7 separate regions of the Homo sapiens genome follow, and all the other regions are linked to region 1. Evidence: chromatin loops called from intact Hi-C (ENCODE). Cell type or tissue: PC-9. All regions are shown on one strand. Links, peaks and the distances in the headings refer to the core of each region. The heading gives the core; the rest is flanking DNA.

What was found. Hi-C counts contacts between places; a loop is a spot of excess contacts. Peaks named below come from ENCODE experiments on the same cell type or tissue, not always from the same donor. Only the 100,000 strongest peaks of a DNase experiment are listed, where the experiment ranks them.
Region 2: it touches region 1 in a loop (11-fold over the local background); 7 of 110 quality-filtered maps call a loop at or near these places.
Region 3: it touches region 1 in a loop (5-fold over the local background); 60 of 110 quality-filtered maps call a loop at or near these places.
Region 4: it touches region 1 in a loop (5-fold over the local background); 45 of 110 quality-filtered maps call a loop at or near these places.
Region 5: a loop joins it to region 1, with 13 times the contacts of the local background. A loop is called at or near these places in 23 of 110 quality-filtered maps.
Region 6: a loop joins it to region 1, with 5 times the contacts of the local background. A loop is called at or near these places in 6 of 110 quality-filtered maps.
Region 7: it touches region 1 in a loop (8-fold over the local background); 20 of 110 quality-filtered maps call a loop at or near these places.

What each region holds. Positions count from the first base shown.
Region 1 is chr15:91,940,431-91,945,004 of GRCh38, reverse strand. All of the region lies in intron 2 of SLCO3A1 (solute carrier organic anion transporter family member 3A1), which reads right to left. Among named protein-coding and RNA genes, the nearest start is that of SLCO3A1, 89 kb to the right of the region's middle. In PC-9, for the core only: CTCF peaks have their summits at 2,373 (motif pointing right) and 2,572 (motif pointing left); DNase peaks (open chromatin) are centred at 1,784, 2,174, 3,774 and 4,104; H3K4me3 peaks cover 3,237 bases; H3K27ac peaks cover 4,000 bases.
Region 2 is chr15:91,534,258-91,538,831 of GRCh38, reverse strand. No RefSeq gene overlaps it. Among named protein-coding and RNA genes, the nearest start is that of CRAT37, 73 kb to the right of the region's middle. In PC-9, for the core only: no CTCF peak of the experiment used is centred there; a DNase peak (open chromatin) is centred at 1,901; H3K4me3 peaks cover 334 bases; H3K27ac peaks cover 3,265 bases.
Region 3 is chr15:91,865,350-91,869,923 of GRCh38, reverse strand. All of the region lies in intron 1 of SLCO3A1 (solute carrier organic anion transporter family member 3A1), which reads right to left. Among named protein-coding and RNA genes, the nearest start is that of SLCO3A1, 14 kb to the right of the region's middle. RefSeq lists an enhancer at 1,911-2,205. In PC-9, for the core only: no CTCF peak of the experiment used is centred there; DNase peaks (open chromatin) are centred at 2,103, 3,253 and 3,783; H3K4me3 peaks cover 430 bases; H3K27ac peaks cover 3,849 bases.
Region 4 is chr15:92,067,444-92,072,017 of GRCh38, reverse strand. All of the region lies in intron 2 of SLCO3A1 (solute carrier organic anion transporter family member 3A1), which reads right to left. Among named protein-coding and RNA genes, the nearest start is that of SLCO3A1, 220 kb to the right of the region's middle. In PC-9, for the core only: no CTCF peak of the experiment used is centred there; a DNase peak (open chromatin) is centred at 2,227; H3K4me3 peaks cover 935 bases; H3K27ac peaks cover 2,768 bases.
Region 5 is chr15:91,301,188-91,305,761 of GRCh38, reverse strand. SV2B (synaptic vesicle glycoprotein 2B) reads right to left here. Exons shown (of 13, transcript NM_001323032.3): 13 at 3,197-4,574. Among named protein-coding and RNA genes, the nearest start is that of CRAT37, 160 kb to the left of the region's middle. In PC-9, for the core only: CTCF peaks have their summits at 2,516 and 2,717 (motif pointing left); a DNase peak (open chromatin) is centred at 2,751.
Region 6 is chr15:91,888,418-91,892,991 of GRCh38, reverse strand. The region is part of intron 1 of SLCO3A1 (solute carrier organic anion transporter family member 3A1); the gene reads right to left. Among named protein-coding and RNA genes, the nearest start is that of SLCO3A1, 37 kb to the right of the region's middle. In PC-9, for the core only: no CTCF peak of the experiment used is centred there; a DNase peak (open chromatin) is centred at 2,211; H3K27ac peaks cover 2,495 bases.
Region 7 is chr15:91,703,808-91,708,381 of GRCh38, reverse strand. No RefSeq gene overlaps it. Among named protein-coding and RNA genes, the nearest start is that of SLCO3A1, 150 kb to the left of the region's middle. In PC-9, for the core only: CTCF peaks have their summits at 1,571 and 1,770 (motif pointing left); a DNase peak (open chromatin) is centred at 1,831.

The sequences.
Region 1 (4,574 bases), core at 318-4,317:
AACAAAAACTGTTCAAAGACAATTCAATTAGGGCCTGAGTCCTCATTCTAAGTTAAAGAGAATATTGGAGAAAAGTTGAAATTTGGGCGTGGCAGAGGAATCTTAACATGTACTACAGAAAGCTTAAGGGAAGTGCAAGGTTTCTGTTGCACCCAAAAAAAGAGGGGGAGAGAAAGAGAGAGAGAGGGAGCCTGCTCGTGCCTTTCCCCCTCTGGATGGCCATCATCAGTTCTGCAGGGAAGAAAAGCCCCCTCGATTTCTCCACATTCCTTCGTGAAAGACTCAGATGTTCAGAACTCAAAGCAGGCTCCTCTTTGAAAAGCATCTCGGGGGAGAGTGGGAAGGATTACTCTGACTCCTCCATATCAGAGATGCAAACCCTCCAGGACTTGCATTGTCATAATATCCGTGGCTGTCTGCTTGTCCATGGCTGAGCGGGGTGACAGAGTTCCAAAGGGAGCTGGCAGGACTTGTGACGGATCACTTGCTAAGTAAGCACAGAAGCCAAAGCCACTCTGAGCCCCACGCTGCAGCTGCTTACTATTCTGTGAAGCTGGTACTGAGAAGAGGGTTCACCCAATGCTTTGTCTCACTTTGGTGGATAGGTCTGGGAGCATCCTTCCAATACTGCTTTTCTCCCCTTGGCCATGTCTGTCTTGCCTCGAAGCCCAGAAATCAGGTACTGAATCTGTAAGGGGCTCACATTCCAAAGGGGGAGCCCTGGAGACCTAAGGCAGCTTACATCTTAGGAGGGACCTTGCACAGGGATATGGTAATCATACAAATAATGGTGAACACTTACGTGAGGGCTTCCTATGTGCCAGTGGCTGTTTTCAGTCCTTTGTAATAGATCAACATACATCAGCAACCCTAGGGAGGCAGTTTATAGATGAAGGAAACTGAGGTACAGTGAGGTTGTGCAATGTGCCCAAGGTCATCCTGCTAGTAATTATATCAGACAAGATGTGCAGGTAGCAAATGGCACGCTCAAAAGTTTCCAATGAAGAGCAGCTAATGGAGGTCTATTGACAGAAGTGAAGGCAGAGCCAAGGGACCCACCGAGGGATGCTAAGGCACCCAAGACAAGCAACATGGGAGGCAGTCACCAGAGGGTAGCCCTGAAGAGGCACAAAGAGGGAACCAGGTCATTGGAATCCAGCAAGAGCTGGCCTCTGGGGAGAGGAAGCCAGCGATGCCCAAATCATGACCTAGCACAGATGGAGGGAATACATTCCCAGGCCATTCTGTGTCCTCTGGGGCTCTGGCTTCTTCCTGGAGCCTCCTAGTCACCTCTATTTTATCAACAATGAGACATGAAAATTATGCACTGGGTATGAAAAACAGTATGGCGGTTCCTCGAAAAATTAAACATGGAATTACCATATAATCCAGCATTTCCATTTCTGGGTGTAAGCAAGAGAATTAAAAGCAGGAACTCAAAAGACATTTTGCACACCTATGGTTCATAGCAGCATTAATTCACAGCAGCCATAGGTGCAAGCAATCCTAGTGTCCATAGCAGATGAATGGATAAACAAAATATGGTTTACACCTACAATGAAATATGATTCTGCCTTAAAAAGGAAGGAAATTCTGACACAGGCTACAACTTGGATGAACCTTGAGGACATGATACTAAGTGAAGTAAACCAGTCACAAAAGGACAGATACTGTAGGGTTCCACTTCCAGGAGGTAACTAGGATAGCAAGACTCACAGAGACAGAAGGAAGCACACTGGTGGTTGCCAAGGGCTGAGGGGAGGGGGAATGGGGAGTTGTTTAATGAGTGCAGTTTCGGTTTTGCAACACGAAACATTCTGGAGATTGCACAACACTGGGAGTGTCCTTAACACTACTAGGCTGCACACTTACAAATGGGTAAGATGCTACGTTTTATGCTATGTGTCTTTTACCATCAATTTCTATAAAATGGAAATGAGACTAGACCTGAGGTTTTCAGTGTGCTCTGTGGAGACCTGAATTAATTACAAGGACAGAAGGTCAAGGGAGATGCTTTTAGGAGAGAAAGGGAGGCAGAACGAGGTCAAACGGCTGGGCCCTGGGCCCCACGCCCACTCGGGCAGAGCAGTTCTGCTCTGTCTGATCAATAGGGGAACTCCCCTTAAGATTTCCAGCAAAGGGCTGGGTGTGGTGGCTCATGCCTGTAATTCCAGCTCCTTGGGAGGAGTGATCAGTGACCTGATCACTTTAGGTCAGGAATTTGAGACCAGGCTGGCCAACATGGAGAAACCCCATCTCTTTTCAAAAATTAGCCGGGCGTGGTGGTGCACGCCTGTAATTCCAGCTTCTTGGGAATTACCTTCACCCAGGAGGTGGAGGTTGCAGTGAGCTGAGATTGGGCCACTGCAATCCAGCCTGGTCGACAGAGCAAGACTCGGTCTCGAAACAAACAAACAAACAAACAAACATACATTTCCAGCAGAGTTCTGTTGCAAAACAAAGTTTGAAAACCAGTGAGCCTGGGCATCGTCAATCTAAGAGGGATGGCCACTGACACACAACTCCAGGCCACATCCAACTACGGTCTCTACATGGTGCCCCCTGCAGTTGTGCCATAGTAGCACTGCTAAATGGCATGTTTTACCTGCACAGCTATAGGAATATACATAAAACAAAATCTCAACGATGGACAGGTGTGTGTTCTCATATCACCACTGTGTAACAATATCTAATCAAGTCCTGGAGGCTCTGAAATGCCTGCTATAGATCAGACATTGTGGGGTTCAGCAGTTGCTACATTTTTGGATTTCACAGAAGAGTCAAATATAAAATATTGAGGGGTAAATGACAGAGGTGCCACCTTTTTATTTCTACAAGTAAAATTTTAATAAGAAAAGCTGCCGTGATCCAAAATTATGATTTCCTAAAATTAGGTACATTTAAACAGCAAAACAGTAGGTGGTGGCATTGTCTAGAATAAAGAACAAGACTCTAAATTGAATAAATTAAGCTTATGACAAACTCTCCACCTTGTACTGTTCTCTCATTTTTGTCGTGGATGGGTAAGACCTAGCTCAAAGGCAGGCAGTCCTCAGCCAGTACGCTGGTGCAAGCCCCCATTTGTAGCCTGAGAGCTGCCCTCCTAAGACCAGCCCCCAGCCCTCACTCTCAGAACTGCAGATGCCCATAAGCCAGTGGCATTTATGCAGCTCCTACAGTATGCAAAGCACTGCATTGGGCAGAGGAGAGAGGGAAGCCTGAGCGCTCTCAGATGAAGTTGCACACAGACAAGCTCCATGAAGGTTAATGAATAGAAGATATTTTAAACATAAAAATTAAAAAGGAGGAAAAATAATTTTTTTAAAGACAAAGAGAAACAAACATCCCGAGTAAGAAAAAGTACAAAACCCATGGGAGATTAGAAGCTTCAAAACCTCCAAGACGAAGGAAGAGAAAAGATTACTTACTGAGTGAAATAAACCTCTGGTTCATCTAATTGCCAAGAAAGTGAGGCTCAGAAAAGCTAGGTAACTTGGCCAAGGTCACTCAATCAAGGCTCAGAGTTGAAGTTTGTCCTTCCCTAAGGCCAAAGGAACCAGGCCACCACCTCAACGAGTGACAGCGCCACTCCCGTGACACAGATCTGCTGGGTGGCAGACCCCACAGCCTCCCAGGGAATCTCAGGTCTTTGGGCTCAGTCCTAGCTGGTCACTCATGCACTGATTCAGTGTCTCTCTCCCACCCCCCAGCCGAGCCCCGCCCTGCCCCAACACACCTAAACCAGCTCACATTCCCTTCTCAGGAGAACACTACAACCTTCCGGCCAGGCCAGTGAAACAAGCCTACTTTCCACCTGCCCTGGAGCAGTGCTGCCCACAACCAGGCAAGGGAGCCTACAGAATTAATTTCCCATTGTAGCTGCCTAACAACCTCTAATTGCACGGCCAGAGGCTTGCACGTTAATGTCAGAGAAAATGGTCATAAATTTTAAAGGGTGATTTCCTTTCCACCCACTCCCTCTACCTTCACTTCAATAAATCACCCTCCTAAAACGGCAGGGTGGCAAAGCCCAAGGGCAAAGGTCAAGGGGGCCCCTCTTGACCTGATCCCTCATTAACATTTAGCAGCTCCCAAGTGGAATGTTCTCAAGGGTTTCCAGAAATGCTGGGGTGGTTAGGAGGGGGCAGACACCTTGCTCAGAGAGGCAGCAATCAGGAAGCAGAATATTCGCTCATTCACCACTCACTCACTCACATCTCCCCATAGAAAGGGGGATTTACACAGGGCATTCATTCTCTGGGTTGTGGAGGATGCCCCTGAACCCTGATCAATACTCACAGGCACACTGGTACAAACACAGCCAGGAGGAAACAGTCGACTCACATGAGCATGTGAGTGTGTGTCAGGGGTTTTTTGAGTGACAGAGGGTGCCAGATGAGTGGTGCTCTTGGATCACCCTGTCACAAATTTCCTGAACCACAAAAAGGGCCATCAGTTTAAGCACTGATTTGAAATTCACTATGCCAACTGATTCATTTCTGTAAGCACAGAAAGGCCCCTTGGCACTGTGATATGCACCTGGGTCTGGAGTCAGTGGCCCCTGGGGACTGGCT
Region 2 (4,574 bases), core at 172-4,171, 410 kb after region 1:
CAATAAGGTGTAGTAATATACCATACATAGAAATGAAAATGATATCTGTGAGAGATCTTGAAAATATTTGGAGCATGAGAAAGTACTCAGTAGATATATTTCCCTAGTAGGTGCTTAATTCATAGAATTTAAATTTGAAGATGTTTTGCTCTAAAAAGTGTCTTGACCAATCTTTCCTACAGAGTTCTTTGCAGCTCATCTCGAGGTCATGTTTGTCATTGATTTCAGCAAAAAGGCTGTGCAATCAAAAAAGCTCAGATGGAATTTGGGGGGTAATTCCAATTGAGAGATGTTGATTTAAATCTCTAAGGCCAATGTACTAACTCAAAGTTGAAAGGAATCAGGGAAATGGAGCCTTCAGACTTACTGTGTGATTAACCTTTGGCACACAGAAAGAAAGAGCATAATAAATATGTAGCATTTGCTACACTCTTTTGATCATGAAATTTAAAAAAAGTAAGAGTCTGTAAACATTAGGAGATTGTTCAGGAGACTCTGCTGAATTGGATTAATGTCTCAACAAATCATCCTCTGATGAATTCCATAATGAGAGCATTTATTGACCTGCACGTTGGAGAAAACAACTTACAAGAAGAATTTGCTGTAAAATATGTGTTTAACGGGAAGAACAAAGCTAATGTTTGGAAAGCATTTTTGTTTGCCAGGGGTGTAAACAAAGTGTTTTATTTCCCCTTTCTCTCTGTGGAGCTCTGCTTGAAACATCATGCTATAATAGAGGCAATTACATATAAAGGGACAGATTGTTATGTTCGTTTCCAGTGAAAATGGCTAGACATATGAGCTCTGGCATTGTATGATTCAGGTAAGCGCCGCAGTCTTGGAAGGCTGACACCTAATTCCTCCCAGCCTTTTCAGTGTGCAAGGGGCTACTGTGCATTAAATCTCTAAGGCCGATGTACTAACTCAAAGTTGACTCAAATGCACAAAAGAGTGTGCATTTCTCTTTTGTGATGTTTAGTGCGAGCTGGATTGAATATTTCACAAATTGCTCCTTTCTCCACGGATTTTTGTCTTTCCATTTCTCTCACCAAAACTGCATATGAAATTTTCAAATTTATTTTTGAAAATAAGATGGAGGAGTGGATCCAATCATCTTGATAAAGAAGTTAGTGTGGAGAAACATCATGGCAAGGTATTAGAAGGGTGCCTTTGGTGAATTCTGACTACGAATGACCCGCGAAGGGACATGGTGTTAGTTACCATGCTACTCAACTCCTCAGAGTCTCTGTTTCCTCATTTATAGTATGGGAGAATAATAGCTACGCTTCAGGCAGAGGAAATTAAATGATAATGAATATAACACACATAGCCTAATAGCAGGCACAAAACATATGATCAACAAATAGCATCTGTTATTACATTTATTTATTTATTTATTTATTTATTTATTTATTTATTTACCCAAATCAGTAAGCTATGCTATTTTGGATACAGTGAGTTAGCTGAGGAAGTAGAACTGCTAAGAAGAATTTCGACAAAGAGTGGAGCTATTCAATAAATATTGCTTGATTTGATTTGGCACAGCCATCATTCTTATGCTCTGCTGGTTCCGAATTAGGCCATAGATATTTTCTCAGCTATTTTAATTAGAATCAGATGGAGGAAGAAACAGAGGCAATGAATATAAGAATCTGTTTTATATCACTCCCCCGAGGATGGACAGAGGAAATAATAGGTCTTTTCAATGTTTAATTTCAGTGACTCAAACAGGAGGAAATTTGCCAGGACAAACGGGGCTGTTTTGCCTCCCTGGGTGAAGGATAATTTGATACAAAGCTCCCTTTTCCAACAACAGAAGTTAGGACCATGACTCAGCAGACCAGACAGGCAAGAGACTAAAAAAAAGTCTCTGTGTGCCCTTCTGGACTTTGGATTGAAAGCTGCCTGTTTTATCTGGTCTGCTTATCATATTACTCCACAGTTGCAATAGGTGTCTTATTACAGTCTCGGCTCACCCCCATCAAAGCTATGTGCTCATAATGATATTGATGTCAAGACTGTGGCAGGTGAATAGAGCACTTTGTTGAGTGTGTCTCTAATTTCATGTGCCTAATGGTATGTGCGGTGTGCACCTGCGAAGTATAACCACATATGTACAGGTTGCAGGGAGGTGGTCTTTTTCTGCCTCTGCAGTGCTCAGGCAGAGAAATTCAACTTCACTGTTCATCTTCTATGAGCAGGCTGAGGAGGTTAATTATATCTTACATATCCTATTAAATCTAGCATTTGTCCTCCTTGGAGTTAGATTTATAGAATGAAGCAAAGCAATAAAGAAATTGTAAGCCACCCAAGTTACTGTAAGACCACCTGTGACCAAAGGATGGCTCAGTTTCCAAAAAGAACTCTGGGAAAATGTGCCATGTGACCCACATCCTTGCACATACAGCTGTTCTCCTTTATTTAGGCTGATGACACACATTCCCTAAGGCAGAGACCAGCAGGGTGCTGCACCCTGAGAACACATACGAAGCTTCATGTCTTTCTTTGACCCAACAGCCAACTCTGAGTTCAAAGAAAATAGCAAGTGGCTTAGTCCATTTGGGCTGCTATGACAAAATACCATACACTGGGTGGCTTATAAACAAAAACTATTATTTCTCACAGTTCTGGTAGCTGGGAAGTCCAAGAGCAAGATGCCAGCACATTCAGCATCTGGTGAAGATCTGTTTCCTGGTTAACAGATGACACCTTCGTGCTGTGACCTACCATGGTAGAAGGAGCAAGGCAGCTCTCTGCGGCTTCTGTGGCCCAGAGACACAATATGGACACTAATCCCATTCATGAGGCTCCACCCTCATAACCTAATTACCTCTCAAAAGCCCAACCTTCTAATACCATCACACTGGGAGTTAGGATTTCAACATATGAATTTCTGGAGGACACAAACATTTAGACCGTAGCAGCAAGAATGGGGGAGAGCCAGTTCAGATCATCTACAGGTTTTCTGGAAGCTAATTTAGTTTAGTTTCATTTAAGTTTAGTTTAGTTTCATTTTGCTCTTTCTTAATTCATTGCTGGATTTATTATTTTCTTGGTCATGAGCTAATTTATGCTATAGTAGAAAGGGGTAAATACAAAACACAATACCCAAAGCATGGAAAGCCTGAAAAGTGAGTAATATGCTTGTAAGCTGGCTTTTGGGGCAGTAGGGAGGGAGCCTGGGTTATATAGCCTTTGCCAGTTTCCACGGTGTAAATACTTCAGTTGTGTTCAATTTGAAGCTACCAACAGCTTAACAACTAGCTCTCAACATTTCTAAATATTTAACAATAGTCTCTTGCTAGCCAGTTCCAGAGAAACCACTGGGTAAGCCCAGTGCCAAGAGGCAACTCTTGTTAAGAAAATGGCTTACTTATCTCCAGTCGTTTGGCTGCACTTTTCACACAAGTATAGGTCTATATTATAAGTAAAATATTATATGCTGGTTTTCCTAGTGCTTGCTTTTTGGATTTACCCCATGACCACATTGTATGGATTTTTCATAAAGTGTTTAGTTAGCCAGCCTTTTTTTTTTTTTTTTTTTTTTTTTTACATGGAAGAAATTGCACAGGACTTGGAGGAAAACAGAACTAGGTTCTAATAGTGGAGTGACTGCTTGCTAGTGGTAAAGATATGGGAACATTACTCAACCTTGTGCAACCTCATGTCCTTACCTTCAAGGCGGAGATAACAAATACCTAATTCACAGGGTAAAAATAGTGGGCATTTATTAAGCAGACATAAAATTTTAGTTCCTTTCTTCTCACTTCCAACCCCGATTTAGTGGTTGGTTTTTTCTTCCTGCACACATCAGTCTTACCAATTGGGAATATCCTTCTTGGGCCCCTCCTCATGAGAAACGAAGAGCAGAATAGTATCATTGCATAAAGTGGCCTATATCCTCAGATGGCTGCGGTTTCTTAGAGAATCAGGCCCACCTTCTTAAGTTGCTGTGATTTTTTTTCAAGTTGACTTGCTAAGCAGAGTGGCCAAGTTCACAGATTGCTAGTCAGGAGGAAAAAGGGCTGTTGACGCATTTTATAGCTACTTGGATTCAGAGAATATCAATGCTAAAAAGGACCTCGTGGAAGAACTAACCCTGAAACTGCAAATAGGAGTGAAAAATATTGGTTATGTGATCATATAAATACATATAATATCAATATTGGTAACATGTAATGCATTTAGTACAATGCTTATATTAATAAATTTCATGCCTTTCTGTTGGAATGAACATATATTTAGTAGATCAAAAGTGTTTCACTGGGTATGGCCAATCTGAGAGCTTCTCTCTTTCTTTCTACTGGAAGAGGCAACATAGCATGAAAACAGACAATCAGGGCTGAAGAGGAAGACACAATACTGGATCCACACATAGCACAGACTGCTAGCTGCCTGCTGACCATTCTCCCTCTCCTTTTTATGAATAGGATTTCCAGCTGCGGAAGCCTGGGCCCCTGATGCCAGTACCAATATTGTGCTCCGTGTCCTGGGACTCATTTTACATTTAAGAAGACATAAACTTTTATCTTGTTTTAAACCCTTATTATTTGGGGTGTCTGTCCCATGCTGTG
Region 3 (4,574 bases), core at 345-4,344, 75 kb after region 1:
TACCTGAGCAGGTGAGCATCTGCAGGGACAAAGCCTGCAGTTCTGCCTTGGAAGAGTTTTATTCTGAGAACAAAGTAGTGAAAAGAAGCCTGAATCTGGACACAAACAGAGTTTTCCAATCCAAACTGCAGTTTTTTCCACACAACCCCCAAGATGATGTTTTAAACCCCTGTGGCTGGCTGGGGTGTCTACTTCCCAAATGATCCTTTCTTTGTTGTTGTTGTTGAAATAGTGTCTCACTCTGTCACTCAGGCTGGAGTGCAGTGGCACTATTACGGCTCACTGCAGCCTCAATCTCCTGGTCTCAAGTGATCCTCCCACCTCAGTCTCCCAAATATCTGGGAGACTGGGTGGTGGCATGCAGCACCACACCCAGCTAATTTTTTAATTTTTTTTTTTTTCCTTTGAGACAGAGACTGGAGTGCAGTGGCGCCATCTTGGCTCATTGCAACCTCTGCCTCCTGGGTTCAAGCAATTTTCCTGCCTCAGCCTCCTGAGTAGCTGGGATTACAGGCATGTGCCACCATGCCTGGCTAATTTTTTTATTTTTAGTACAGACAGGGTTTCACCATGTTGGCCAGGCTGTTCTCAAACTCCTGACATCAACTGATCCACCCACCTCGGCCTCCCAAAGTGCTGGGATTACAGACATAAGCCACCATGCTCAGCTAATTTTTAAATTTTTTGTAGAGACAGGGTCTCCCTATGTTGCCCAGGCTGGTCTCAAACTCCTGAGCTCAAGTGATCCTCCCACTTCAGCCTTCCAAAGTACTGGGATTACAGGCACGAGCTACCATGCCCGGCTCCCAGTGGATTCTTAATTAGAAGGGGCTAGAGTGAGGGCAGAGAGGAAGGTGCGGTTAACGGTCACTTCTCAAACCCCACCACCAGTCATGATTATTTCTGAATGGGGGATTTTGAATTTTTAAAAACATTTTTATATAAACTTTTCTTCATGATGAATATGTATTGTTTTATAAAAACAATAAGGTCATTTTTCATTTGAAACTATGACAGCAGAGAAGAACATCTGATGTTACAGAAAAGCCATGAGAATGATTTAGAGGAAAGAGTAGGTTCCTAAACAGAATTTATAGTGAGATCCAATTTTATTACTTTTTAAAAATCACGACAGTAGCACATACTGCAGAGAGGCACGGGCTGAGTACTTTGGATGGATTCTCTCATTTGGTATTCACAAGATCATTGAAAGTATAAATATCATCCCAATCTTAGAGATGAGGAAATTGAGAATTAGAGAGGGAAAGCTAAATGCCCAAAGCCACACAAGACTAACCAGCCCCAGACATGGACTTCAAAGACCCCAAAGCCCACATCCTTTACCACCGTGTGGGCCTGGAAGTCACGCATCAATGCAGGTAGACGGAGAGAGACTTAAAGGACTCACGCCAAAATGTTTACAGTTTATCTCCAGGTTCTCTGAATTATGGATTTTTTTTTATGTTATCTATGTTTATTTGTATTTTCCAAATTGTCAACACCACATATATTCCTTGTGTAATAAGTAAAACAGTAAAGTCTTTATATTAAAAAAAAAAAAAAAAAAAAGCCGGCTGGGTGTGGTGGTTCATGCCTGTAATCCCAGCACTTTGTGAGGCCGAGCCAGGTGGATCACCTCAGGTCAGGAGTTCGAGACTAGCCTGGCCAACATGGCGAAACCCCAACTCTACTAAAAATACAAAAATCTGCTGGGCGTGGTAGTGCACTCCTGTAATCCCAGCTACTAGAGAGGCTGAGGCGGGAGAACTACTTGAACCCAGGAGGCAGAGGTTGCAGCGAGCCGAGATCCCACCAATGCACTCCAGCCTGGGCGACAGAGCGAGACTCCATCCCCTCAAAAAAAAATTTAAAAAAAAAGCACGAACTTGAAGTTGAAGCTAGCACTAGAGCCAGGCGATGAATAGATAAAGACACAGACATAGGATGCTCACAGAGCTTTCCAGCTAGCTCAGCCAGCGCTTGGATCGGCCGGCCACAGGCTTGGAGCAACAGCGCAGAAATGCTTCCTGACCTGACTCACACAACCTTTCACACAGTCCTTGAAGCTGAAAGGAAACCTCCACAGGCCTCCCAGCCCCCAGAACACCCGGGGCCTCCGCCCAGTCACCAGGCAGCTCCACTCACAGGCTACCTTCCTTCCCAGGCCCCGGTGACTACCTATTCCAGGGAGGAGTGGCCTCTCTCAGCAGCCTGCCAAGCTCTTCCCAAGGAGAACAGGAGGGGAAGTTTGAAGGGCCTTCATCCAATTTTTAAACTGTAAACTGCACACCCACTTTTTGTTTGGAGACATTTCCTGTGTGTGAACACAGTTTGTTCTGTTACCAGCTTTAAAGTTATCCAGAACTGATACATCCGAGGCCAAGCAAAAGTGGTTTTATTTAAAAAAAAAAAAAAAGTCAAATATAATAGGACCTTTCCTAATGTTAGCTCATCTTGCAAGAATCTAATTTGTACATATGCAAAAGAGAGGTTTAATACAGAGGTGTCATTTTGTCCTCAGGCCCAGGACCCTATATTTGCCCCCCTCCCATGTGGCACCCATACTGGTGAGCACAGCATTCCAGTACAAGAAGCATTCTGCATCCTTCAGCCCCTTGGCCTCAGCATGCGAGGAAGCTGTGCTTGCTTCTAGCTGAGTCTGAGCATGCCCTGGATGAAGGTCCCTCCACAGGCTAGCAGACTGACTTCCAGCCACATTTCACCACACCACTTCAAAGCAGGGGAGCAGGGGCAGAGGGATCCAAGCTTGGCCGAGAGAGATGCCGACAGCCTCCGCGCTGCTAACTGGAGTGGCACTCCACAGTGCCAGCCCTGACATGCCCCAGCCCGGCTGTGGCCCTGGGTTTCCAGCCCTCCCCTTCTCCATCCCAGGTTTCCAATCACATGCTGCCTCCAATGACTCTCCGCAGCCAGCCTCTCACCAACGGTTCCACTTGACATCTTGCTACCCTCGGATCTATCCCCAACCAAGGTTGAGAAAATTATTTTATATCTCCGACCAGTCTACCCAGGCCCATCTCCCACCCTGGCCCAATGCTTTGCTTCTATTTTTAGTCTGGTCTATTGTAATACAACTAGACCAGACATGAGGCTTCCAGAGGGCTTGGCTGCCACCTGGCCCAGGACCTGAAACGTCCTAATGAATGAGTCATTAATGAAAAAATTATAAACATGTCATCTCCCCCCCCACGATAAATCAACTCCATGAGGGCCAAGAACATGCCTTACTCAACTCTATATTGCTCGCAGCACTTAAGGAAGTTGTCGAAGTTAATTAGTTTGGCAGAGATCAAGCTGACATTTTTTTTTTCTTTTTTTTTTTTTTTTAAAAAAAGGAGCCTGTGCAGAGAAATTCTGGGAACCATATCACTCCTACCCCCACCAAAAAAACCACAGAGATGGATGAGATTAGAATGCAGATGTCTGGTGCTAACTTAATACATACCTGGCCAAATCTGAGACTGGCTGGCACAGCGCACAGTGATAAAGTCTCTTTTGGTCTCACTGAATCGGATAGGGCTTCAGGAAGGAGACAGAGCCAGCTGCAGATTTTACCAGCCCTGATTCCTGCTAAGGAATCCTGGGTGTGAGGGATGGGAACATGGATGAGTACCTATGTACATACACACAGTAAATACACAAACACATATTCCTCACCCACATATCTGTCTAGGATTTTTTTTTACATGCATTCTCCTTAATCAAATGACATGACTATCAGTCCAATCCCAGCATTCGGCTAGGCCCAGGAAGAGAAAATGATGTGTTTGAAGCTAACGAATCATCCAACTAGGTTCATTCCTGCAAGTCTAATCACCACCACCCCAGAGAGTAACATGGTTACCTTCTTACAGAAAGGAAACAGGGACTGTCCGCATTTCTGTGAAGATTGAAATGATATCTTTGGGTATGAACGACTCTCTTACGAATATCCAACAATCCTCCTACCTCACCCAAACACTTAAGAAGACAGAGTTTGCCTTTGTTTTCTTTGTACACACAGACTGTTTTAGGATCCTTTGCTCTTTTCTTCTCTGGTGTTATGAATTGATTTGTTTTCCCCAAAAAGATAAACTGAAGTCCTAACTCTTAGTGCCTGTGAATGTGACCTAATTTGGAAACGAGGACTTAGCAGATGTAAGCTAGTCACATGAGGTCATTAGGGTGAGCCCTAATCCAATGTGACCGGTGTCCTTAGAAGAAGAAGAGAGAGAGACGCGGGGGAAACACCATGTGACAGCAAAGGCAGAGATGGGAGTGATGCAGCTGCGAGCCAAGGAATCCAAGGACCCTTGGCCACCCCCACATGCCATGAAGAGGCAAGGAAGGGTTCTACGCAGGGTCTAGGAGGGAGCACGGCCCTGCTGATGCCCTGATTTCAGACTTCTGGCCTGCAGGACTGTCAGACAAAAAATTTGTTTCAAGCCACCCAGTTTGTGGTAATTTGTTACAGCAGCCCTAGTTAATGAATAGACCTGGTTTTTTCCTTCTGAAATGCCTACCATCTCATCCACCCTCTCCCCTCCAAGCCCATGTCCACCTCACCAACAGAT
Region 4 (4,574 bases), core at 331-4,330, 130 kb before region 1:
CGTCATAGGGAAGAACCGATTTGTGCCATTAATTGTACCCTTGGTGACAGCTGAAAAAAGGACCCTGGTTGAGAGGCCTCCTTAGGTTCTAGTGCAAGTTACACAGTAGAAGGAACAAGAGCTCATCACGCCCAGGCCCCCAGATTACGACTAAGACACATCCAGTGTGGTCTGCCTGCCAGGAACAACTGCAAACACAGACACAGCCGCCTGTGATCAGTCTTTGGATTCCATCCAGTCCTCCCTTCAAGGTGGGGATGCAGAGAGCCCAAGAGATGAAAGGACATATCCCCAGGTGTCACGACTGAAGAACTGGGGCCAGAGGAGAGGCCACGGCCCACCCCAGACTCTGCTGCTCTGCCAGTGGCCTGCGTTCCCTCCTACACTGCCGGGCCAGTGTTGTCCATCAGGAAGAGTGCTCTGTGCCACCAATCACTTTGTAAAATCTAGTGCTGGCGGACAATTATTCCGAGATGGGTGACACTTAGCTTCAAATGACTCCATTTCTGACGTGTGTTTTTTCCCCTGAACATATATTTTTTAAAAGGCAAAAAGGGAAGTGACTACAGCTTTCATTTCATCTGTTTCCAAGTCCAAACTACAGCCCAGCATGCAGAGCCCTCCACACTGTCCTGTGTCTTCATTTGCCTTGCTCGCTGCCAAATGCGAGGATGGTGTGCTGGTGTGCTCTCTGAATGCTTGCCCTGCAGACAGTGGGCCTCTCCAGGCTTGGGCAACCTGTCTTCATCCTCACGCTCCCTGGCAGGCACCGGCCTCGCATGCATGCAGCACCCAACCGCTCCTCAACCATCTCAGGTCACGTGCCCCCAGGAGGGTATTTCCAACGTCCTGGCCAAAGTTCCTGCTCACTCTCTAGTCCTCCAGCCAGGGAGAGTCCTGCTTCTTTCAGTGGTTGTACTTAACAAATTCCCAGAAAAGGGGGCAAAAGAGCTATGCCCCTTTAATCCTGGCTTTCTCTTTTTCCCTCTCATATGATTGCTTTTCTGTGTTCCTTGTGCCTCATATATATTGCTGATCTCAATTACTGACTTTAAAAGAGGGATGTGTATATATATATTTAATTGTGATAAAATGTCCATAACATAAAATTTACCATCTTAACCATTTTTAAGTATATAGTTCAGTATACCTAAAATATCTAACAGATGTTTTTAAATGGTGGAAATTCAAATTTAAAAGTAGAGAGAATAGACTAGAAGAATGAAGGCACAGATACCTCTCACTAGTCACAACCATCATCAACTCACAGTCAGGGTTCCATCTCTGCCCCCTCCCACTCCTCCATCCTTATGTTAAAGCAAATCCCGAATATCATTTCCTCCATAACTCTGTCTCAAAAAAAAAAAAAAAAAAAGTCTAGAGTGTTGCTCTGTCACCCAGACTGGAGTGTAGTGGCCTGATCTTGGGTCACTGCAACCTCCACCTCCTGGGGTTCAAGCAATTCTCCTGCCTCAGCCTCCTGAGTAGCTGGGATTACAGGCATGCGTCATCCCACCTGGCTAATTTTTGTATTATTAGTAGAGATGGGGTTTCCCCATGTGGGCCAGGCTGGTCTCGAGTTCCTAACCTCAGGTGATCTGCCCACCTTGGCCTCCCAAAGTGCTGCGATTACAGGCGTAAGCCACCGCACCCGACCCTCCGTAATTATTTCAAGACATGTTTTTGAAAGATGAAAACAAAGCTACAATGCTATTATCCTGTCCCCAACATTTAGCAATAATTGTACAAGGCTGTTTAACTTTCGAAGTCCCTTCACATGCCTGAACTCCTTTACCCTCCAAACAATGGTACGAGGTGCCATCAAACCCATTTTGAAAGCCAGGAAACTTCGAGATGCTCAGAGAGCGTGAGTGATTTCTTAAGGCCCTGGATATTTCAATTTAGGCTCACGTTTTCTTTCCACCCTGCCTCCGCCTCTTTGGGAGAATGACTTGCTTGAAGCAGTCGGTTCTGAACGAGCCTGATGCCAACGCAACAGAATAGAGTCTTCATCGTGCTCGACCTAATTCGGGTAGCCTACCAGTTTGGCTTCTTTAAACATTTTCACTTTCTTATTATAAAAGTATAAAAGTTACTGCAGCAAGTCATCTTAACTATTTCCCGTTTTATTTTTAATCTTTTGTGGGGAGAGGCAAGAAAGGAACCAGGAAGTTATGTCGCCTGGGTGGGTTCTCAGCCACAGCTCCCGGGGAGGGCTTTCCCCAGTGATTCACTTCGTGACTCATTCATCATTTTCCCCAGCAGAGCTCGAGTGAGGGATGGGAGTGTTCAGATGAGAGGGAAGGGCAAGTGCAAAGGAATACTCAATGCTGAAGGTTGCCTCCTCCCCCAGCAGGTCCAGCTCTCATTCTGGGATCCCTCTGCCCCCAAGGTCCTGGTAACCTGTAGACGGGCAGGGATTTTGACAGAGCTGGAAGCAAGAGGCAGGACTGGATCACACAAGCCAGGTTTAGGTCACCTGGAGTGACACCTCCCTTGCGTAGTGAATGCAAAGACTGCCTTCTTTCTCTGGCTGTTTGCTACCAACATAAGTCCTTGCAGAAGCAGGTCACTGCATGAAGGGCATGACCTTTCAGTGAGAACTACCAAGTCTTGGCCCCTGTACATAAAATATTTTATTTAATTCTCGTAACTCCTATCACACTGCACTGAAATTATCTGCGTATCTATCTGGATTGGTCTGTTAGATCAGGGTTCCTCAACCTCAGCACTACTGACATGACAAAGTGAGTAATTCCTGGCATGGGGCTGTTCTGGGCATTGTAGGATGTTCAGCAGCATCCCAGGCACCTGCCTGTTAGATCCTGGTAGCACCCTCTATCTCCCATCATGACAACCAAAATTATCTCCAGCTATTGGCAAATGTCCCCTGGGGGGAGTGGGGGGTGGCGGGGGGGGGGCGGGGGGAGCCCTTGAATGAGAAGCACTGATTTGGAGCATGGAGTTATTGAGGGGAAGAACCTCGGTCTTATTTCTCTTTGTCTCCCTATCGCCCAGCACAGTGCCTAGCACAGAGTAGGAATCTCCAAATATTCATGAATCTCTAGGAATCATCACCGTGTGAAGGAGTTGTGTGACCCAGCGTGTTACAGGTGGGGCGAATGAGGCACAGAGAGGTTCTGAATGTCCAGTGTCACACAGCTGTGAGTGACAGGGCAGGTGAGTCCAAAGCCTGCGTGAGTGGTGGGAGCTAGCAGGTAGCTCAAAAGAGGAGCTTCACTTGGGATCTTTCTGCTTTCTAGTTCTGGCCACCAAAGGGATGAGGCTGTTAACACCATTCGGACAGAACATTCCAAATGCCTGCAGCTGTTAATTAATAAGGAGCATGTTCAGAGGCTTGCTTTAGTATGAGGCCTCTGTGCTGTCTTGATCAAAGTGACTGGAGCGTTGTGGCCCCAGCAAGCATGAGAAGAGCAGGGTTAATTTTTAAAAATTTCTCTAGAAACTTAAACTTGAGAGTAAATGATGAATGATAATTATTTGAACCAGGTTTGCAATATGAAGTGGCCAGAGGAAGCTCATGCATCCCAGTGTGGTTGGGCTATGAATGAATTTAGTTATAGCGCTGAAACGCTGTCTTAATTAGGTTTGGATTCTGCTTCCCTTTTCTGAAGAGGAAAGTAGAACAGAGTAAACCATCTGATTCATCTCTGAAAGTGGGAGTAAGGTGGGGGTGGGGGAATGGACTCACGTGGTTTGCAATCTGAGAGCTAATTTGCTGAGCAGAAAAGTCTAATTTCTAACTCTATCACAGCTAAGTTTTCCTTCAAAACATGCTAATTATGAAAGACACAAATAGCTTCGTGCCGCTCTATCACGCCTGCACCATCTGATTTCGCTTGGCAGTATTATTAGGAGGTAGCCTGGCCAAGTACTGCTATGGTCTGAACGTTTGTGCACTCTTACTTGCCAAATTCATGTTGAAATCCTAATACCCAGGGTAATGGTATCAAGAGGTGGGGTCCTTGCGAGGTGATCAGGTCATGAGGGTGAAGCCCTCATGAATAGGGTGAGTGCCCTTAAAAAAGAGGCTCCAGGGAGCTGCCTCACCCCTTCCCGCAGAAGAGGACACAGTAAGAAGGTGGCCGTCTATGAATCAAGAAGCTGATCCTCACGAGACACTGAATCTGCAAGTGTCTTGATCTTGGACGTCCCCGCCTGCAGAACCATGACAAATACATTTCTGTTGTTTATATGCTGCCCAGTTTATGGTATTCTGTTACAGGAGCCCAAAAGGACTAACATAGGTGTGATTCCTTCCAAGCCGGCTAGTAGCTACAAGGGAAACCACAAAGAGTAGTCTGCACTGACGCTTCTGGCTCTAGACATCCAGTTCCAAAAGGTGCAGCACCATCTACTTGCAGTTAGACGATGCTTAATGAGTCTTATTTAATGACCCAATTGATAACACTTGACACCAGGTTAATGGCTTTACTATATCATGCATGTACTTCTCCTGATTGTGAATGTGTAAGAAGTCTAGTGCATTTGTGTTAGGAGGAAGACGAGTAGACAAAGATAAAAGATTCCAGTTCAGTCTCTTAATGTCATTC
Region 5 (4,574 bases), core at 426-4,425, 640 kb after region 1:
GCAGTGTAAATTAGATCTGAGAAGTCGATGCAAATGCAATATTGATTTTTTATGCAAGATTAGTGGATAGTCTATGTTTTTGCTTGCTGAAGTTTCTTTAACAAAATGATGAAGTTGAAGTTCTTTAATATGAGGCAACCCCAAAAAGTAAATACATAAAGATGAAATCATGAAGACATGTAATTCTAAACCAGCCTATTGGTGTCTCACGTATTAACTCAGACTCAATGAGACCTGAAAAACAAAATTTTGAAAGAGGCATCATTTCTGCTAAACTTCACTCAGTCTCCCTACATCTCTATTCCATGGAAGAAATTCCAATTGCCTTCATTCTTTACGTAGCGTGTGGTCTCCTAGAAACTAGGTCTCACTTACAGGAATCACCTGTGCTTCCTAGTGTTTTTCCCTGGCTATTCATAAAGGATTTCTAATTCCATTAGGAGTTTCACCTGGTTATTTCTGAAAGTTCACAAGGAGTGACAAACATTTGCATGTGTTTTTTCCATGTTCTTCTACCTGCCCTGGTTCACCACATTGATATAACTACCCCCCACAAGGTCACGTGAAGGTGATCCTTCCACATCATCACCATTGCTATTTGGTGTCTCTTCCACTCCAGCGAAAAAGAATTCTGTCATGCAAACAAATGCCAGGAAGGTCCATTTCAGGAAACACACCAGGACTCACATGAAGATAATTTCCAGGTCCGTCATTTGTCTGTCTTTTCTGGTCTGCTTTCTCTGTGTGCTCATGTTTGGCTGTGGAACACTCTGGAAATGGTCCAGTCCCTTCAAGCCAGACTTAGAGTATCCTCGTTCTTTCGCTACGCTTTCTGGTGCCTTTTCTACTTATTCAGCTCCAGGGGAAAAAGTTTTATTGAATGCATGAAACATGAAACACTTTTTTTTCCTTAGAACTGTAGATTCAAGGAAAAAGAAGGACAGGAGAGGCAACTCACGTTTATGAACAACAGGTGAGAAAAAAAGAGGCTCAGGGAGCTCCCTCACCTGCCCACGCTTACCCATGTGGAGCCAGGATTTAAACCCAGGACCTTCCAACCATGAGTCAATCTCCCTATCTCTTTTCCTCTCCCCTCTCCCAGTGTCCCCGTCTCCCCCTATCCCCCCCTCTCTCTCTCCCTCTCTCCTTCTCTCCTCTCCGCCTCTCCCCCGTCCTTCCTCCTCCCTCTTTTTCTCTCTCTCCTTCCCTCTCTTTCTCCCTTTCTCTTTTCTCTCTCTCCCTCTCTTTTTCTCTCCCTCTCCCTTCTTCTCCCTCCCTCTCTCCTTCTTTCTCTCACTTTTTCTCTCTCTCTCCATCTCTCTTTCTCCCTTCCTCTTTCTCTCCCTCTCTCTCTACTTTCTCTTTTTCTCTCTCTCTCCCTCTTTTTTTCTCTCTGTCCTTCCTTCCCTCTCTCTCTTCATCTCTTTCTCTGTCTTTTTCTCTCTCTCCCTCTTTTTTTCTCTCTGTCCTTCCTTCCCTCTCTCTCTTCATCTCTTTCTCTGTCTCTCTCCCCTTTCTCTCTCTCCCTCCCTCCCCCCTCTCTCTCCTCCTGCAGTAGGTTGCTTCCTAGTATCTCTGATTATCTTCTTTTAGCCTCCACTGATGTAGCTACATGCAGTTTTCTGTCATTACTTTGTTGGCATCTCAGGTGAGATTTGAATATAAAACTAACCCCATTTTCCCTGTGGATACCTCCTTTTCCTTTTCCCTTTAAGCTAGCCTTGAGCCTAGATTGCCTTTCATATTACACTGGCAGATCACCTGCCTCTCGCTCCCTCTGTGGAAAGCACTGGCGAGGAGTAATCAAAGCACGGTGCACCCTGTCAAGTATCTCCAAACGAAACAGAGCTCACAGGGCACGCACTCCCTTTCTTGTGACCAACCAAGACTCACATACAGGAAACTCTATTTCTGTGTCTTGCTTTATATGCATTCCCAAGTGATATTGTTCTTACTGTAGAAATCAAAACTTGGAGAGACCCTACAGCCATTGTGTCTGCCGCTTCTGTTTTAAAGATAAGGAAAATGAGGTTAAGCAACCAGCACAGGCTCTCACAGCCTTTCCCTAGATCTCAGAAGTGAAGGATGGAGTCAAGAACTTCAGGGCTTCCAAACCGAACTTCTCCTAGTACATTTTACTGCCTTTGCATGTATCCTGTGCTGAAAACATCTGCTCCCCTGAGCTCAGCTAGGACAGTGACTATTTAATATAGTTAATGCCAGGAACTTTCACCCCACGTATGGAAGAGTTCAATCTTTGAGTAGACACCTTGTGAATACACAAACCAACACTCCCTTCTGAATTCTCATTCCTAGCACATTGTCCTTACAGATTCCCAGGGGACACCAAGAGGTTTTTGCCTATATAAAATTAACTAGCAACAGTAAATGGTGAAGTCCTAATTAAATAAGCATGGGTTAAAAGCCAGTCGTCTGCTAAGATGGTGAAGGGTGTCCCCATCCCCATGTTTAATAAATGATTGCTGAATCCACAATTCCTCTAAAGTTGATGGGAAAGTTTCCATCTTTCAGATAAGAGCATATTATCAACGGTTAAAGGATATCCCAGGCCCTCCAGCAAATGCCTTCTGGAATCATCTCCACATTCAGACCCATCGTAAACAACAGAGGGGCAATACTCATGCTTCGCAAAAGCCGTTCATTCCCCTTGGCAAAGGCGGGAGAGAGGGCTCACCAACCTTGGAGAAGCCTGGTTTACATCGTCAAGGTAGCTACTGCCCTCTAGTGTTGATATGGGAATAAAGCAAAAAAGTATACCTGGTTGAAACGAAACCGAACTCCACAAAGTTTTTCAATTACTGATGTGTCTCAGCAGCCTTGGTAGGAGCTTGGAAAACATCATCAGGTGAGGATATTGCACTGGAGCTGACCTCTTGTGGCTTCTAAAGTTTCTTTCTTTTTTTTTTTTTTTTTGAGACAGAGTCTCACTGTGTCACCCAGGCTGGAGTGCATTTTCTTGTGTCCAACCAAGACTCACATACCATCTCAGCTCACTGCAACCTCCACCTCCCAGGTTCAAGAGATGCTCCTGCCCTAGCCTCCCAAGTAGCTGGGATCACAGGCATGTGCCACCACACCCAGCTAAGTTTTGTATTTTTAGAAGAGATGGGGTTTCACGATGTTGGCCAGACTGGTCTCGAACTCCTGACCTCAAGTGATCCACCTGCCTTGGCTTCCCAAAATGCTGGGATTACAGGTGTGAACCACTGCACCTGGCCTCCAAGATTTCTATTTGGCAAATTCACATAGCTACTTTCATACTTGTTAAAATACCGAAATGCTTCCATACCAGTTAGCAAAAGGCCACCACCCTCAGCCCTCTGACAACCAGCATCACCACTCCAGAACCAGGTCCCTCCTCTGCACCCCCCAGATCTCTCCATCATCAGGTTACTAAAGTTTTAAAGCTCAGCAAAGCAGGAGCCACCAAGACCCGGACCCAGAGTTACAGCTGCAGTGTTAAGTCCGCATTTGAATCAATCTGAGAATTAACTCTTTTACATATGACACTTCACTTGCTCCTCACCATTCAACTCATGTGCTCATTCATCGGTCTATTCATCATCTATTGAGACCTACTACGTATCAAATACTGTGTTAGTCACAATGCATAGGGAAAATGAGGGTTTTATTAGGTCACAGTCTTGTGGGATCCTCTACATTAAGATGGTGTCTATAATAATTTGGTTAATATTGGCCTAGTGGCCCAGAAACATCTGCAGCAGATGACCCTGGCTTCTTTTGGAAGAGGTTTGGTGGGGTGATTATACCATACTATATGCCAGGTGATGAGCATTCAGAACTTGGCTCTGACTCTGAAAACAGGTTGAGCATTCCAAATCCAAATCCAAAAGTCAAAAATCCGAAATGCTCCCAAATTGAAAACTTTTTGAGCGCCAACGTGTACTCCAAGGAAAAGCTCACTGGAGTATTTTAGATATCAAATGTGCAGACTTGGGATGCTCAGCTGGTAGGTATAATGCCAATATCCCAAAATCTTTTAAAACCGGAAATCCAGAACACTTCTGGTCCCAAACATTTGGGATAAGGAATACTCAGTCTGTAGCTATTTGGCCTTTGACAAGTGACTTTCCTGTGTTCCAGTTTCCCCACTTCTAAAGGGAAGAAAATAACACTTACTCATTAGGTTATTATGAAGGTTAAAGGGGATAGGCTTTAAAAGTCTTTATCACAGTTCTTGTCATTCAGTAAATTTCATGTGTGTTTGTTAAATATCTGGATCACAAGGTATTAAAGATTAAACTGTATTCACCAATCACCAGATCAACTGTTACTACTATTTTAATATACCAAAGAACAAAAAAGGCATCGGTAATCAGAGCAATTCCACTATCCAGTGACAGTCAGATGGAAAAACATCTGAAGGGAGAGATAAATGAAACCACGAAAAATATGAAGAGAGACCAAAAGTGGGTTTTGTCAGTTCACATTTATAGCATCAGTTTAATAATTCAGAAGCTGCATTCACTATGCATAGAATTATTTACAGACTAATATGAGCAACTCTACATGGACATACGGTAAGCTCTATC
Region 6 (4,574 bases), core at 196-4,195, 52 kb after region 1:
AGCCAAGTATCATACTAAGTGCTAAAAATAACAGTAACAAAACATTGTCATAGCACCTGCTATGCACCAGATTATTGTTCTAACAGCTTAACAGATATTAATTCATTTTATTGTGACATTAGCTATGTTAAAGGAATACTATTATTATCCCCATTTTACGTACAAGGAAATTTCAGCACAGAGAGATTTCAGAAACTTACTGGGGAGTAGTCACGCAGCTGGTGAGATATGGAATCAGAACTGGAATCTAGGCCCCGTGTTAAAGGACATTTATAAAGAGAGCTGAGTAAGACGGAAGATCCTCCACATTTCTTAGCTGTGATAACCGAGTCTCAGGCTGACCAAGGAGCTTGCTTGGCACAGTCAGTGTGTGGCACAGCTGAGATAAGAGCTCCACTCCATGCCAGGATGCCTTTATGGACAATAAGCTGTTCTTACCTCCTACTCATGTCACAAATGCAGGTCAGGAAAATACTATCCAGGCTGGGAAATTCCTCTGGAGCCAGAGGATAAGTCCTACCTCCATTCCAGTTACCTTGTTCACAGGTAAATCTGCCCATTCTGGGAAAATTCCAGGGTACATGGCCTGGGCAGGGACTCTTCACGTACCTCTTTCTTCTATGAATCTGCAGCCAGCTCTGTTTGTTAGCGCTTTTCTCCAAATAGTAATGAAAAACACTGCTCCAATGCATCCCATGAATGAGGAAGGTAGGACGATACGAGTGGGGACAGAGTGGGCCTCAGGGTTAGATCTACCAGGTTCAATTCAAGAACCATCATCTTCTTAAGTAGTAAAGACAGACCTTTCCTGAGCCTGTTTCCTCATTTGCAAAGTGGTAATATCAGCACTTTGTAGGCTGTTGGGGAGATTACACATCATATTCTACAAGTGTCAAAAGGGCAAAGCTGGGGGGAGGGGGCAGCCTGTCCTTTCAATGTCATACTGGAACATTGTTTAACAGACCAACCCAGGATTACTTATTTATCTAGGACAGGGGTCCACATACTATGGCCCAAGGCCAAATCCCATTCACCACCTGTCTGTGTTAAGTAGAGTGTCTCTGGAACACAGCCATGCCCATTTGTGTAGCCATCACGGCTATAGCAGAGTTGAGTTGTGAGAGAGCAACAGAGACAGTATGGCCTGCAAAGCCTGAAATATTTACTATACAGCTCTTTACGTGGTAAGTTTCCCAAACCCTGATGCAGAGGAATATACCTGGGTTTGATTTTCCTATTTACTATATATTAAGGGCACGAACACTGTGAAGCTGCGTGTTAACTTACAGATTGCTGTACAGTAGAAAAGATAAACCCCAAAGTCAAAGAAACATTACCCTGTAAGACATTCACTAATTTTGTATATGTAGAGATTGAATTTCCCATGAAGCTGACCCTGGAATTAACACTAGTGAGCCTCAAGTTTATGCAAGGGTACTCTAGGGGCTAACCTAGAACCCCTACGTAAGAGGGAGGAAAAGAAGCAGGTCTGGGTAGAGTGAGAATTGGGGATGGGATGCAGTTGCAACAGAAGGCTTAGCTGACCCTATGGGAGGTTCTGAATACAGGATAAGTGACCTTCAAGAGATTCAAGCAGTGGTAAGAGAATTGGTCTTTTTATCTGCTCATGGATCAGACATTGGGTGCAGGCTGCCCTGGAAGAAAGCCTGACTTCAGACAAGGTGGCTGTCTTCAGCCAAGGTAGTCCTAAATGGAGCTGACAGCTGGGCTCTTTCTGCTGGCAATATTCCTGAAGCTACGGTACCTGTGGCTGATTTGAATGGTCCATCACAATTTCCCCCACACTTACCTAAAAATGGTTCTGTTCTATCACTCTTTTTTTTTTTTTTTCCAAAATGCCAATAAATACCAAGTTCCTCAAAAGCTTCTTTGAGCTGGCTTTACCAACTCACTGGTTCCCTCATTAATGAGTTAAATAAAATAGTATTTGACTCGGTTTCTCTCTGTAATTGCATGAAGGGCCAAGTTTTAACTTTCTCACCATTATTTTCTGACAGAATGCACACATTACGTGGCAATTATTGTGATATTATCATAAGGGAGAAAGCCTTTACTTAAAAATGAATGGGCAGTCCCCACCCAGCAATGTCTACCTTTCTTCTGAGCCTCGCAGTCTGGCCAGGGCAGTAGTGAGGCATCAGTGAGTCACACCAGCAGAGAGCTCCTTCTCCTCCAGGGTCAACCTGGATTGGCTGGCTGGAAGGTGAGGGAGGCTGCCCAGACCAGAAAACTCTGGGGAAAATAACCAGAGGCTAAATCAACCTGCCTTTAAGAGTTGGTATTTATCAGAGCCTTAAAAGACAAAGAGCCTTTATTTGGCTTGTGCTAAGGGATGGGGATCAGAAAGCATTTTCTCAGAATTCCAGTTAAGTCTCTTCATGGGAGGAAGTAAAATGATAGATACAACATCTCGAACATCCTTGCTTTGAAATGCACAGTAAGAATCAGAATTGTCAATGCCAGGCATAGGGGATAGAGCTCTGGGTGAGGCCACTGGGAGGGCTCTGGCAGTCATGAGTAGGTATCAAGGTCTCTGTAAGAGAGAGGTTCAGGAAAGGCTCAGGAAGACCCAGGATATAATATATGTTTCCTGCAAGCTGAGCACATAGTCATGATTAGGGACCAGGCAACTTACTTAAAAATACAACCACCACCACAGCAAGAAGATGAAAATGGATGAGTATGGTGATGGAGAGATGAACAATTATACAGCAAATATAGCAAAATGTTAATTGCAGAATCATGACAGTGGGTATACGTGTATTAACTATATAATTCAAGTTTTATGCTTAATTTTTTCAATAATAAAATATTGAGGGGAAATAACTACTGAGAGTGCCCACAAGGCAAAACACAAACTCAGTCCTACTATATTCCACATGTTAAATGTGTACATATTTACACAATATACATGCTGATATGCCTCTATATTTATAGTCATAAATGAGTAAAATACACAACTATATGCAGAATATTGGACATGTAAACAAATTTTGTTTCTAGCAAGAAATTAATGCTGCAAGCTTCCCAGACTGCATAACTCAGTCTAGGATACGCGGACTAGACTAGGAAAGACTATCTTTCCCTTAAAGTAGGTTAGTCTTAAATGTAACAGAAAATCGCTCAGGGCGAATGGTATTTATGAACTAGACATCACAGAATGACAACAGTTATGAATGATGCAAAATGAAATCATTCAAACAACCTATGGAAAAAGAGCAAAATTCAGCTATCATACTTTCACCTTAATGGCCTGGTTGATTTGCCTGGGCAAACTGCCTAAAGGAACATGTAGAGAACAAGGCCTGTCTCTTTTCTTATAAGAGAGCAAGACCAGATCCACCCTACAGTTATGCAGACAATACAAGCATATTCTAGGTGCAATAATTATGCTATATATGACACTAAGCGAACAGCAATTGCATTTGCAATGAGCCTACCTTACAGAGCTTCCAGATCAGTCAATTCATAGAACAAGCAAGCACAGTGTTTTATAAGGCACAGAGCCTCAGACTAATGTACACATCTTACTGCCCACTACCAAAGGTCAAGATACCCCTGGGATGTAAGAAGAGGCAGTGTGAGCTCTGGACCAGAGACCCAGGGAAATTGAAGGGCTAGGATAAGTGCTGAGTGATGAGTAACAGCCTTAGGGGAGATAGCAGAGGCCTACAGGTGCTATGAAGCCCATAAAGTGTTGCAAATGCACTCCAGGTCCAGCAGGACCACCCACAGTCCTTTCCTGGCAACAATTTTAGAACTTACATTCATCTAAGGAGCATGCATCTCCAGTGTTATGACATCAGTCAAGGAACAATAAGAGTTTATGCAGAAAACCATCCACGTCCACTTAGCTGGAATATATTTATTCTGTAATAACAAGTACACAAATGTTAGCTATATGTTAGCTAGTAATAATTGTAGGTTTTTTTTTTTTGGTTTTTCTTTTCTTTTTTTTTTTTAGAGACAGTCTCACTCTTGTTACCCAGGCTGGACTGCAATAGCATGATCACAGCTCCCCGAAACCTTATGCTCCTGGGCTCAAGCGATCCGCCCACCCCAGCCTCCTGAGCAGCTAGAGCTACAGGTGTGTGCCACATTGCCCAGCTAATTGGTGTTGTTTTTTTTGTTTTGTTTTGTTTTGTTTTTTTGTAGAGATGGGGTCTCACTATGTTGCCCAAGCTGGTATCTAACTACTGGCCTCAAATGATCTTTCCATCTCTGTCTTCCAAAGCACTAAGATTACAGGTATGAGCCACTGTACCCAGCCAGCTACTGCTAACATTAATACAAGTAATTTTAATTAAACATTTATTACATAGCAGGTAGTATGTTAAGCACTTTTACAGGTTAATCCTGCTAATCTCCTACAAGATAAGTGCTATCACTAAGCCACTTTGTAGGAAAAAAAATTGAGATTTCATATGCCTAGGACTATTCTGAACCTGGTATAAGGGACTGGAATCCAAGGAGTTTAATTCTAGAGTCACACTAAACACTTTAGCTAACTGCTTGTTAAAATCAAATAGTTATGCATATGTCATTTGTATAAC
Region 7 (4,574 bases), core at 164-4,163, 240 kb after region 1:
GGTTTGGAAAATCTTGAGGAAGACCAGAGCAGAAGCCTAGGCTGTGAACTATGATACAAGGGCAGGTGTTGGGTACTTGAGCATGGAACTTCCAGAGGCAGAATCGGGGCTGAGTGGTGACTGAGTGCTATGGGCTGAATTATGCACCACCCCCTATGTTGAAGCCCCAACTCTCAGTGCGATGCTGTTTGGAAATGGGGCCTTTGGGAGATAATTAGGTTTAGATGGGGTCATAAGGGTGGAAACTCCATGATGGAATCAGTGTTCTTATAAGAAGAGATAAAAGAGAGTTTGCTGGCTCTTTTTCTCTCTACCATGTGAGGATACAGTAAGGAAGTCTTGAGGAAGTGAGCTCTCACCTCTCAAGAAACCAAATCTTGTAGTACCAGCCTCCAGAAGTGTGAGAAATACATTTCTGTTGTTTAAATCATCCAGGCCATGATATATTTCTGTAGCAGTTTGAGCTAAGACACTGGGTGAGGAGTATGAAAACACTACAAGAGGAGTGATGCAGGGCTCTGCAGGAAAGCCCAGGGGTCCTGCCAGTCAGAGCATCCTAACAAGGACATTGGTACCCTATGAAGCCCTATAGTGGAGACAACAGGCAGCTGAAATATTTTCAGACTTCAACCTGTGTCAGTCAGCGTATAATAAGGAGACAAAAAGCACACCAGTTATTTTAACAGAGAGAATTTAACATCAAGAATTATATCTAATTCTGTGAAAAAAGTCAATGGTAGCTTGAAGGGGGTAACATTGAATCTGTAAATTACTTTGGGCAGTATGGCCATTTTCACGATATTGATTCTTCCTATCCATGAGCATGGAATGTTTTTCCATTTGTTTGTGTCCTCTCTTATTTCCTGGGTACTGGTTTGTAGTTCCCCTCGAAGAGGTCCTTCAGATCCCTTGTAAATTGTATTCCTAGGTATTTTATTCTCTTTGTAGCAATTGTGAATGGGAGTTCACTCACGATTTGGAACATACACCATGGAATACTATGCAGCCCTAAAAAAGGATGAGTTCATGTCCTTTGCAGGGACATGGATAAAGCTGGAAACCATCATTCTCAGCAAACTAACACAGGAACAGAAAACCAAACACTGCACGTTCTCACTTATAAGTGGGAGTTGAACAATGATAACACACGGACACAGGGAGGGGAATATCATACACCGGGGCCTGTCAAGGGGTGGGGAGCTAGGGGAGGAATAGCATTAGGAGAAATACCTAATGTAGGTGACGGGTTGATGGGTGCAGCAAAACACCATGGCATGTGTATACCTATGTAGCAAACCTGCACGTTCTGCACATGTACCCCAGAACTTAAAGAATAAAAATAAAAGAATTATTATCTGGGTATGAAATAGTTATCTAGTTAAGTGAGGGTAAAAAAAAAAGACAAAGGTTTCAAGGTGTCAGAACAGCAGAAGTGGCAACCTCCTCCAGGGTTGGAGGAACAAAGGGAAGATCTTAAGTTTTTTTAAACGTAGAAACTCCGAGGAGGAATCCTGTGAATTGAAACTCAGATCCTTCAGGGGCCTTGTTGCTTGGTTGCAGCTGGGCTCTATGGGGCTGGAAGAGAGCAATCAGCTGCTTTTTGCAAATAGTGAAAAAACTAGTTTCAGCTGTTGCCACAGGAAGAAACCGCTGCTGCGGAGGGGAAGATAGCAAGGTGAAGGAGACTGTCACAAGCTGGAAGGAAACAAAGGAGCAAGTTACTCATCTCTCTTGCAGCCGCACAGTCTCCGTCTGGCGCCCTCTGTTGGTAGTGCCTATTCAAACACCAAGTGGATGTGTGACTTTCAGAGAGCTCAGAGAATTGACACTTCTGGATATGGTGTAAGGCTGCCCCTTGAAGTGGGAGATGATTAAGCCTAGATAAGGGCAAGAGCCTGAAGCTCAAGGAGAGACAGCACTTCCTTCTGCCAAATCCGAAACTGAAAGAAGAGATGGCCCCAATGCTTTCTTGCCAAAACGTTGCTTTGACTACTCTAATGTCAATTTAGGAAGGAAAAAAACATTGCTTCAGCTTTTTTAAGGGTTGAAAGCTTAAGGAGCAGTGTTTGGGAAATGAGTCAGAATTCTGGAAAAAGAATAAAATAGATATTTGAAAGAGAAGGATCTGAAACCAAGTGAAAGCCTTGATAAGCACATTTCTTGTCAGCATCTATTTAAGTGGCCCATTTAACATAGGGTGCTGTTAAGCTATTTTTTCATTAGATAGGAATTTAGTCATCTTATATGTTTGAGATTTTTAGGTATATTTTAAGTTTCAGAATCTTCTCTTATTCTCAGCTGACCTCCTTTCTAAAAAGAAGTGAGAACTCCATATCTCTGCCTTGGCATCCAGTGACTATCAACAAAACCCTAGTAGGTCACCTTTTCTGATAACAGTATCTGCCTCAGTAGAGAAAATCTTTTGTCCTCTAGAAAAGTATCTTAGCAGCTGAATCTCAATAGCTATGATCTACTGCTTACCTTTCCAGGGGAGGGCCAGGCTCCTTGGTTAAATGCTACAGGATGTAGCAGTGAAGGAGGTATAGTTCCTGCCTACAAGAGGTCATAATTTAATAGAGGAGGCAGCAACACAGCCAAGACAGTACTTGGAGGAGCCATAACTCTGCCCAAGGGTGGGTTAGGGGGCTTGAAGTAGTTAAAGAGTGGGCAATCTGCAGATAAAATGGCACATCTGTGGTAGCTTCTGAAGAACAAGCAGTAGCTTGCTAGGTAGAACAGCGAGAACATTCCAGGCAAGGAGAACTCTATGGTGTGAAAGAGGATTAACAATAGGGGGGGCTACAGAGAGGTCTCTGAAGATAAGAGGAGGCCAGGTCATAAAAGAATCTTACACGTTCTTTGAGGCATTTGACATTTATCCTGGAGGTGATGGGGAGCCATCAGAAGAAGCTGCTTATGCAGCAGCTGTGCAGTCACCAGTGTCTAGAGATGGCCCACGACAGAGATACTTTCATTCCCCCAAGAACTGCACTTCCTACTCCACATGGCTCATCGCACAAAAACCAATTGCAAAGGCTTAGACACAGAACTGTTGTTACTGATACTTCTGCAAATGCTAAGCTTTGGCTGTTCAGAGCGAGGCCTCCAACTAGTCCCTTCCTCTGTCTGCTTTGAGTTATATTAATTATTGTTGTGTAACAAACAACTCCAAAGCACAGAGCTTAAAACAACCATGAATTGTCATTGCTCATGGATCTGCAACAGGGCTGGTGTGGCTCTGCTCCACGTGCTTCTGATACTTCTCCTAGGACCAGCAGGCTATCCTGGGCATGTTCTCCCAGAGATGGCAAAAGAGCCAGAAGGTGGGTGAAACATGTGCATCCTCTTAAGGACTAGGCTCGAAACCATTCACTGTGTTATTGGCTGATGTAAATGTCATGGCCAAGCCCAAAGTCAAGGCTCACGAAAATACAACCTGCCCACAATGAGGCCATTAAAGCTGTGAAAGCAGAGAGGGATGAGAAATTGGAGCCAATAATACAATCTACTACACCCATCTTGGTGACTTCATTCTATGGATCCTTTTTTCCATTTTCTTCTTCCTCATTTGGATGGGCACTAACAGATGAAAACTTAAATTTCAAAATGAGTCTCAGGTCTCACTTCAGGTGGGCTACTGATAGTATATTTCTTGTGGTGGCTTTGTGCAGTGTCGACCTGGCTAAGCTAGAACTACATTTTCTGGAATTCCCTTCCCTGTTCAGTGAGCCCTGGTTGGGGTTGGCCAAGACAGAAATATGTCCCAGTTTTGGAAGTTAAGAGTCATATCATTAGGCACTGTCGTCACTCATGATCTTGGCATAGTGCCGCTGCCAAGCCTACCTCTCCTTCAGCTTGTGCAGGATTTCCTTCGTCAACTTCTCTGAATCTTGGCCAAGGTATACATACAACTCCCTGGTAAAAGGCACCAGTATGACCTGCATCATTGAGGTTGGAAACAAAAGTATGTCCAGATTCATTCTCATGGGTTCCAGTTTGTCCTTGCTTCCTCTGTTTCGTGTCCATCTTTTCTTTCTGATTTATTCCACTGTTGACTTCAGCTCTAACCTCAAATATAGAAGAAATAGCTTTACATAGACTGCTTAATAAGTTTTCACAGTTTTTTAAGGTCTAATTCTCATAATAGTAAATCTCTCATTCTCTCATTCTGTATTACTCATTTTGATTCTGTTTTTAAAAATCAAACCCTGATACATCTATGATTAGAATAGGTGATTTAAAATAGTTGAAAGGCAGATCATGGGTTGGTCCTATTTATTTGTTCATTCATGTTTTCATTCATCATCTGTACATTTACTGGGCATCTGCTACACGGTAATCCACTTACTCTGGATATAAAGGTCTATAATATAACTTCTATACAATAAGAGTCGCTGCCCTGGAGATAATCACAGTCTACAGAGAGCAATGCAATAAAGCAAGAATGATAATGCAATATGGTAACTGCTAATAATAAAGAAGCACAAAGTAGCACATGTATAGAAATATAGAGAAAGGTGTATCTCAAGCTGTTTGGGGGTAATTAAAGATCTTCCTAAGAGGTATTGAATGAG